Linked DNA regions of Homo sapiens: region 2 is linked to region 1. The links are chromatin contacts, found by Hi-C or POLR2A ChIA-PET in ENCODE. All regions are on one chromosome and are shown on one strand. Each heading gives the region's core, a stretch centred on a gene start or an enhancer-like site at or near the end of the contact. The rest is flanking DNA. Distances are from core to core; before and after follow the strand shown. Region 1 overlaps ATP7B (ATPase copper transporting beta). Region 2 overlaps ATP7B (ATPase copper transporting beta).

Region 1 (4,699 bases), core at 185-2,684:
TATTCTAGGCAATGGTTATTTCAGCCCTCCTTCATATTCCTAAAATCTCTCCCTGGTCCCACCACATTTTCTATTAGCCTGTGGTCTCGCTTTGGACTACTGGAAGGAGAAGTGTTCAGATGGAAACCCTCCAGTTCCCTGTCCCTCAGCCTACACAGCTAGCCTCCTCCGTGGCACCTCCCGCTCCTGCCCCGTTGGTGGGAGAGGCGTCTCCTCCAATGCCTCTACCCGGGAACCTTTCTCTGTTGGTTTTCTCAGTGGTTTTTGGTGTCTCTGATTCTTATCCTCCGATGTCATGCAGACTCTAACCACTCCCATTTTCAGAGGCGTTGTGCCTTGCCCCTCCCTTGTGTGCCCTTGTCCATGTATCACACTGTTGATGGAGCCAGCCTGCCCTAGCTGTGTCCTGGAGGCCTGGGCGTGAAGGCTGAGACAGACCCCTTGCTTCCCCATGGGGTCTGCAGGGCTGGTGCAGCTGGCCCTGGGCACGCCCCAGGTGAGTAGAGGAACTGACCGGGGCCACACAGATGCATGAGTGTTCATGAGGTGCAGGCTGGCTGCTGCGCGGTGGCACTGGTTTTGTTCTGGATCCTGGCTTTTAAATGATCATCACAATTGTAGGACTGGCAACTGAGATTTGAGTCCTTCTGGTGTTCCAGGCTCACTCCCCAGCACTTGCCACAGATCGTCTAGTTCCACTCTGTAGCTGTTCCGTGAGGCAGCACTGTCATCATCCCAGCTTTCCTCAGGAAAAGCCAAGTGCAGTGAGGTGGAGTAATATCCCCAGAGTCCATGGCAGGCAGGCAGCAGAGCTGGGATTGGAACCCTGGAGGCACAGAGCCCCCCTCAGCCACTGTGCTGCGCTGCCCCCAAACAGGACCCTGTGTGACGGCACCTGGCATGCTGGGCTCTGCTGTGCCATGGGTCTGCAGCAGTCACATGCCTTGGCTTCTTTTTTTTTTCTTCTCTTATAAATTAATTGCATGAAAGTTTCTGAGAAGTGAAAACGTTCAGACAGGGAGCCAAGCCGCTGGCAGCTGTGTTGGTTTTGACTCATGTTTCCTCCAACTCGCCTTGCTAGGGTCTTCGGTACAGTTTGAGGCGCCTCTGATGGCACTGACTGCAGTTGCTTGGAACTATTCCAGGGATCTGAACAGGAGGAGAAGGCATCTGCCGGCCGAAGTGCCCACGGGGTGCGTGCAGCACCTGTCATAACTCAGTTCTTTTCCAAGAATGCCGATTCATTTTTTGGCTGGGGACGCACGGCCTGACTACTACCATGCAACATGACAGGACATTATTAAGCTAGGGGCCAGAAGACCAGAGTTCATTCTGCCTTTGGCTCACTGTTTGGGTGTGGTCATTCCTACTTGCCTCCTGACAGCACACCCCGAGCCCAACCCTCTGTCCCAGGCCAAGGCTGCACCCACTGCCGCCTGGATTGCCGCAGTCTAGGCCTCCCCTGAGCTCAACCATTCTGTGCTTTGAGGTGCACTGGACACTGGTTTCCCAGTGACTCTGCCTCCCACAGGGCCCTCCCGCGTCTGGGCCTCTGCTTGTGCCTTTGGTCCATGGCACCATCTGAAGGCCCCCAGAGGTTCTCGCATAACTGCCCTCTTTGACTGAGGCTTGGGCTTCTTCCTCTGACCATCCCTTTGCTGGGGACACTTGTGCTTTCTCTTTACTCCAAGTCTTGGGTGCTGGCAGCGTTTCTAGGTGCGATCCGTCTGGCACACTGTAGTTTCCTTGCTGCTGCTGCTGCTTAGTCTCCATGGGCTTTCTTCTCTCCTTTTTCCTTGTGGATGGTCCTTGGGGTTCTGGTGGTACTGCCTCTGTCTTTGTGTGTTACACACCGTCACTGGGACGTCTCACTCTCCCACGTCTTTGGTTAACAGCCGTGAGAAGCTCATTCTCAAACCTACGTCTAGATCCCAGAGACTACCTGCTGGTTGGAGTGTTTTTCTTGGTTGACTGGTAAAGGCTCAGACTCGGCCTGTCTGTATTCTTCTTCACCTTCCCCCACTTTTTCCCCAAAAATATTCCCCTTCCTTGGTGCCTGTCTGTCTCAGGCAAAGGTACCCTCATGCCAGCTCCCAGTGTGTCCTCTACAATGCCTGTCTGCCCTCATTCACACATCTGCAGTCCATCCTCATGGTTCTAGCACCTCTGTCTCTAGGGGCGTCATCCACTGGCACCATGCTGGTCCAGGCCACTGTGGCCTTGCCCCTAAAACACCGCAGCTGTCTCTTCATACTGCTTGCAGCCATTTATCAATCCAGTATTTTTCCACATTCAAACCAGTGATCTTCCTGAAAGCACAAATTGATCATATTACAGTGCTTTCTGAAAGCACAAATTGATCATATTGGAAAATCCTTCAATGGCTGCATGCTGTCCTTAGGATCAAAACCACCTTCCTAACGTGGCAGTGAGGCCCGGCATCCGCCTGCATGCCTGTTGAGCCCAGCCTGTCTTGCCATCCCCTGCGTTGTGCTCCAGCTGCCCTGCACCACTGGCAGGTCCCAGGAAGGGACTGCCTCTCTCTGCAGACCTCTGCACACATCCTTCCTTCCCTCTGAACTCCCTTCTTCCTTAACCTTTGCCTGGCTCCTTGCCTTCAGGGCTCAGCATGGAAGTTGCATCCTCCAGAAGCCTTTCCTGATTCCCCAGGCCTGGCTCAGCTGTGGCTCCTCAGTGCTCTCAGAACACTCTGTGCCTCAGCCACCCTGGGATGTAAACATGGCGGGTGCTGAGATACTCACTGGTGGAATGAAACTGCTGTCAGATGTTAAAGAAACATACTGCACACATGCATGTGTGTGCTTGATATTAAAAGGCTTGCACAGCCCCATCCCCAGTCTCCCATGTTGAAATTTTCTGGTTTTTTTTTTTTTTTTTACAATTGATGGGGAAACAAATTACAAATCATATCTAGACCAGTGACCATAATGCTATAAGTTTTTTCTTTGTTTTCTTAACTTGTGTTTAATGAGGAAGGGGAGTAGAAGAGAGGAGACAAGTGAAGTAAACAGATTCCTGGCAGAAACTCTTAAAGATGAAGTGCTATGAAACAAACCACTGTCTTTTAATTAAGAGGGTTCCTATCGCTCAGCACTTGGAGAGGAATAGTAGCTTCTGAAGAATACATGCTATTGAGATTCACCAGTAGGAGCCACATTAACCCTCATAAAGGACTATTCCTTGTAAGCTGCTTAGAGTTAGAAAGATGTGGTTAATTTAGATCAAAGGAGAAATTCAAAGTTAGATTTAACAGAGATTAGCATTACTAAAGATTTCTTAGAAAGACACCCAACTGTACATTCGTGCCAATTTTAAGTCTCCTTACAGAAGTGGACATTTTAAAACTTAGTGATTAGGTTCTGCTGGAGGAGGGTCTGACCTTTAGTTCTTGGGGTCTTTCATTTCTAAATTGAATGCAGGGAGCTCCTCCTCCCGACTTGGGCTTCTCAGGCCATGTGGAGACCTCTGTGGGATGATAAATCCTCCAGGTTGTTCAGAGGGGGCCTCAAGGGCAATGTTCAGCCTGGACTTCTCCATCGCTGGAGGACTTTAAAATTAAGCAGAGAATATTCTTGGGTTCTCGAGATCCTTCCGTTCTCCTGGCTCACTCAGCCACCAAACAGATTTACACAGGTATACTCCCAGCACTAAAGACTTCAGTCTTTGAAAGTCTCCTTTTCAGTACTCCATTTATTTTGGTTGCCATGATTGAACTTTCTGTGTGTGTCTTAACTGTCCATCTGTGTGTCTGCTTTTAGTTATGAGGCTATAAACCTCCTGAGAGGAAGGCTCTACTCTGTCCTGTTTGTAACCCCAGCCTACCCTGGTGCCTGGTACACAAGAGGCCAATCAATATGAAAATGTCAATTAGGTGATAATAAAAATCACCAGCATTCATTGGGCACTTACTGTGTACAGGTGCCATACTAAGCATCTCACGTAATCACAGGAAGTAGCCACACAAGCCTTGAATCCTCGTAGCACAGAGACTGTTCCTGAACAATTTTTACAAAGGAAAATAATGATGCAAATATTTAACATACATGCCTGCATATGGTAGTTACTAAGTTTTATATAGTTGTACATAGCAACATTTAAATAAGTGGGCATGTATGTTCAATTTTGTGCCTTTCTAAGACATCTTCAGGTTTTGCTGAAATGGGGGTAATAAGACTCACCTTGTATGTGTCTGGGAAGATTCAGTGAGGTAAAACATGTAAAAATCTAGCACAGTTCCTAGCACTCAGTAAATGTCTATTTCTCCTTCTCAAGTAAGTAAGATGGCTTTTGTGCCTGTGATAGTTTAAATGTAGTCTTTGTAGAATGAAAGCAAGGTGTAAAATAACCTCAGAGCCCTGCTTGCTTTCCATGCATGCTCTTCTGGCTTGTTGACCATTAGCTCATGAGCCAGTATTACCTATACAATTAATTCTGTTGGGCCCATGCCATGCTTTTAGTGAGCTGCTGCTGAAGCTGGCCCTGGGCCGTAGGTGCCCTCCCTCTGGCTTTGTCTCTGTTCCTGCCGTCTTCTCCTCTCCCCCCGCAGCATCTCTGTCTCTGCAGGACATGTCCCACTAGCACACAGTTCACATGTATGTACAAGACACAATCCCCACTTTAATCCACCCTCCCTTCTACTGCTCTGTTTTTCTGTTCCTTCACAAAAGCCTTCTTTAAA
Region 2 (4,458 bases), core at 1,433-3,932, 44 kb before region 1:
TGTGCCACCATGCCCAGATAATTAAAAACATTTTTTTTTTTAGAGACACGGTTTCACCATGTTGCCCAAGCTGGTTTTAAACTCCTGGGCTCAAGTGATCCTCCCATTTCAGCCTCTCAAAGTGCTAGGATTACAGGTGTTAGCCCCCACGCCTGGCCCTGAATGTTGAGTATTGTCGGAAAGTTTAGCAGTCCTTTTACAGCAAGCACATTTGTAAGTTGTTTTTGCTTGGCATTCTTTGTCATTCATTTAACAAATGCTTATTGAGAAATTCTTTAAGTGTCAAGCACTGTTTTAGACCTTGGAATAAAGCAGTGACTGAACAAAATAGATGTGAAGAGGCTGTGTGTGGTGGTTCAGACCTCTAATCCCAGCACTTTGGGAGGCCAAAGTAGGCGGATTGCTTGAGCTCAGGAGTTCGAGGCCAGCCTGGATAACATAGTGAAACCCCTGTCTCTACTAAATAAATAAATAAATAAGCAAGCTGGGCATCGTGGCACGCACCTGTAGCCCCAGGTACTTGGGAGGCTGAGATGGGAGGATCACTTGAGCCAGGGAGGCGGAGGCTGCAGTGAGCCAAGATCATGCCACTGCACTCCAGCTTGGGTGACAGAGTGAAACCCTGTCCTTAAAAAAAAAAATGTGAAGGATTCCTGCACTTGTGAAACTTATATCCTAACTGGGGAGATAGTTGTTAAAAAGAGTAAGTAAAAGATGTATTATTGCATTTGGTGGTGATTGAGAATTCTCAAGAAAAATAAGACAGGGAAGGATGATAGGGAATTGGGAGTGTATGAAATTTAGATGGGATCATTTGGGGGAAATCATTGAGAAGTTGACGTTTGAGCAAAGATTTCATGGAGGTGAGGAAGTGAGCCCTTTGGATATGGGATGTTGGAGGGAGGTATTTCTAAGCTAGTAGACAGTTCCGGAGGCAGGTGTATGCTTTGCTTACCTAAGGAACAGCAAGATCAGAATGACTGTTTCAGAATGAGTAAGGGGCCAGGAGTGTGAGGATAAGTTGGAAGGTAATGGGAGGGCTGCAACTGTATAGTCTTACAGGTCATCATTGTAAGGATTTTAGGTTTTATTAAGCACATGGGAACCCCCTAGAGGCATTTTAGAGGAATGACATCTTGTGACTTCCTCTTATAGGTATTCTGACTTTTGTGTTGAGAATAGACTTTAGGGGCTAAGAGCAGAAGCCAGGAGGTCGCTTAGGAGATTCTAAGCAATAGTGCAGGTGAGATGAGCTGGTGGCTTGGACCAGGGTTCTTGTGGATGTGTTGAAGTCATTAGATGCTGGATGCATTTTGTTGGTGGAACTAACAGGATTTGCTAAACATTTACATGTGGGTTTGAAAGAAGATGATTCTTTTTTACTTTTTAATTTTAAATTCATTTTAATTATTATTTTTGAGACAGAATCTCACACTGTCACCCAGGGTAGAGTGCAGTGGTCCAATCACAGATCGCTGCAACCTCCACCTCCTGGGCTCAAGTGATCCTCCCACCTCAGCCTTCTGAGTAGCTGGGACTACAAGTGTGCACCACCATGCCCAGCTAATTTTTTATTTTTTGAAGAGATGGTGTCTCACTATGTTGCCCAAGCTGTTCTGAAACATCTGGGCTCAAGTGGTCCTCCTGCCTTGGCCTTCCAAAGTGCTGGGATTACAGGCATGAGCCCCTGCACCTGGATGAGATTATTCTTATCAAAGAGGGATCCAGGATTTTTTCCTGGGCAAGTGGAGGGAAGGAGTTGTATTTACTAAGGTGGGGAAGACTGTGGGAGCAGCAGGGGAAGGGCAGAATGTTGAGAGCTCTGTTGTAGACAAGTTAAGTTTGCGATGCATATGAAACACCGAGGAGATGGTGATGAGGCATTTGGGTCTGTAAGTATAGAGTTGGGAATTGTAGGCTATAGGTGGTGATATAGTCTGAATGTTAATGTCCCTGCCAAATTCATATGTTGGAACCTAACCCCCAAGGTGGTGGTATTAGGAGGTGAGGACTTTAGGAGGTGATTTGGCCATGAGGGCTCTGCCTTCTCGAATGGGATTAGTGCCCTTATAAAAGAGGCTTGAGGGAGCCACTTTGCTCTTCTGCCATTTGAGGATGCAGCAGCAAGGCACCATCTGTGAAGCAAAGAACAGCCTTCACCGGATACTGAATCTGCTGGCTCCTTGATCTGGGACTTCCCAGGTTCCTGAACTGTGAGCAATAAATTTTTGTTGCTTATAAATTACCCAGTCTAAGGTATTTTGTGATAGCAGCCTGAGTGAGCTAAGAAAGGTATACTTCTCCTGGCCTGGATGAGTGTACAAGGAATGAGTAGAGATGGAAGAGGTCCAAGGGCTGAGCTGGGGGCCACTGCAGCACTTGGAGGTTTGGGGACTTGGAGGCTCTGGTGAAAGACTCTGAGTAGGAGCTGTTGGTGGGAAGGATAGGAGGAAAATCAGGAGGTGGGGCAACTTGGAGGCTGAGCTTGGAGACAAGGACTGGTCACCTTGGGCAGTGTGTCACTGGCTGAGAGTAAGTATGGGGGTGGGCACTGGGGACCTGAGGAGCCAGAGAGGGGATAGGACCACTGTCTCGGAGAGCGAAGGGTGAGCGGACTAGGGGGTAGTTGGACTGCCAGGTGGCAGCACGGGTCCTCCCGCAGTTCGTGGTGCTGAATCAGAGTGTGGGCAGCCAGCCTGGATGTGCGTTCTGTCACATTCTTGTTGAGCTGCTAGAGGACAGGCGTGAAGCCAAGTGGAACTGAGAGTAAAGCCGTGTTGGAGTTTTGCAGGAAGGTGCCAGATGATGAGGGCAGCCAGCGAAGTCGAAGGTGCATGGAATGAACTGTGAAATGGAAACATTGGCTTTTACTTTTCGATAATCCCATTGTTTCTCTTTTTGGCCATCCCATCTCTTCGTAATTTAGAACTATCATAATCGTTTTTCACTCAAGACTGTTCAGCCAAGTGCAGTTTATTTAAGAGCACTCCTTCAGTGAGCTTACTTAGGTATGTGTGTGTTTGTGCCTGTCTCCTGTTAATAAGCTGATATGAAAGTCCTGCTGAGCTAGTTGTTTCAGTCTTGGAGATCAGCAGCGATATGGGGAGGAGAAGCCAAGCCTCTGTTAAAGCCCACCAGTCCTTCCCTCCCCCGCTCCCAGCACCTAGTGTTTGAGGAATTCAGACTTTGAATACTGCTCTTTGCTACTGTTCTTCTCTCCTAACTTGCCAGTAAACTTCCAAGGGCAGTATGTGTCTTGTGCTCCTCTCCTGGTCTTCTGTTGTGCATACACTTAAATACGGCTCTCAGGCTGTGAATAATCTGCTTTGGTTAACACTCCCCTCTGTTCTGAAGGCTGGGCTGCTAGAGCCCTGACTGTTGGTGGCTGTGCTGTTTGCAGTGCTCATGTTCTCTTCTTGGGAACCCAACATATGCAGCTTTAATGTCAGGCTCTGCCCTCCTGTCCTGTCACAGGATCCGGGACTCCTCTCCCCATCTTGGGAGGGATGGCCTGGGGATTTCGTCTGGGAAGCCCTGCCCAGTGTGAGCCTCTAGCTGGACTGAGCAGGTAATGTTTGTGAGTGCTGAAATATTTTAACCAGATGTCCCTCCTCCAAAGAGCCCTTTGTCCTGGAGGTTCATGGAAACATGAGCTGCCCATCTGCCTTTGGGCCCAGGCTTCTCAGGTTGCAACAAGATTGTTTAGGACACCAAAGAGATATTTATTTTTATACAGGAAAAATCCACAGACTGGGAAGGCGAATAGGAGGTAAAGAAGATGAATTTTCTTCTGGAAAATGGCTCGTGAAATTTGTACATATGGAAGACAGAATAATCTAGTGCAAGGAAATCCTTGAAGACCTAGAAGAAATATGTGAGGGACTGATAGAGTTTGCCCTTGTGTTGTGGTAAGGGGGACAAAAAGTACCATGAAATTCTAGGTAGAAAGCACATTCTGAGCAGTATATAATTGAACTCATTTATTTAAATATGGTTAAATATACTTATTCAAATGTAAATATGTAAATATTTAACTGCTTAAATATACTTATTTAATGTCTGATATTGTTCATCACCATGTTAGGTCTGTGGGCAGCTAAGATATGAGATCCTTGTGTTCCAGGATCTGACCACGTTTCCCAAAGTGAGCACATGCCCATAGGCATCAGTAACAAGTGTGGACTGAGCTGACTGCAGCCTCGGTGGACAGAGAAGACTTGTCCTCCAGCAGTGTTACAGGCTGACCACCTGCTGGCACCCTGATGTTGACATTAGTGATGCTGGAATTCAGATAAGGGAGAGAGCTGCTAGCAGGATTCCACAGAGAGGCAGGACTTAAAGGATAAGAAGGATTAGATGGTGCCGGGAAGGGGAGGAGCAGGGAAGCCAGGGTCAGGTGTGAGGAAAGGGGAAGGTGCTAGAAAGAGGAGTTTGGACTTAATACTGTAGCCTAGGAAG

What was found. Hi-C counts contacts between places; a loop is a spot of excess contacts on that map. ChIA-PET counts read pairs that join two places held with the same protein, here RNA polymerase II (POLR2A).
Region 2: a map of posterior cingulate gyrus shows a loop between it and region 1 (17-fold over the local background). The contact joins two enhancer-like sites. A Hi-C loop is called at or near these places in 4 of 168 maps with a recorded cell type or tissue (K562, heart left ventricle, posterior cingulate gyrus and 1 more). POLR2A ChIA-PET finds 5 or more read pairs at or near these places in 3 of 52 experiments (K562, Panc1 and activated T-cell).

The regions. Positions count from the first base shown.
Region 1 is chr13:51,952,051-51,956,749 of GRCh38, reverse strand. The region is part of intron 9 of ATP7B (ATPase copper transporting beta); the gene reads left to right. Among named protein-coding and RNA genes, the nearest start is that of ATP7B, 57 kb to the left of the region's middle. Within about 2 kb of position 1,434, at least 3 of the 41 ENCODE cell types and tissues checked have a DNase peak (open chromatin) inside an H3K27ac peak, as active enhancers do.
Region 2 is chr13:51,997,980-52,002,437 of GRCh38, reverse strand. All of the region lies in intron 1 of ATP7B (ATPase copper transporting beta), which reads left to right. Among named protein-coding and RNA genes, the nearest start is that of ATP7B, 11 kb to the left of the region's middle. Within about 2 kb of position 2,682, at least 7 of the 41 ENCODE cell types and tissues checked have a DNase peak (open chromatin) inside an H3K27ac peak, as active enhancers do.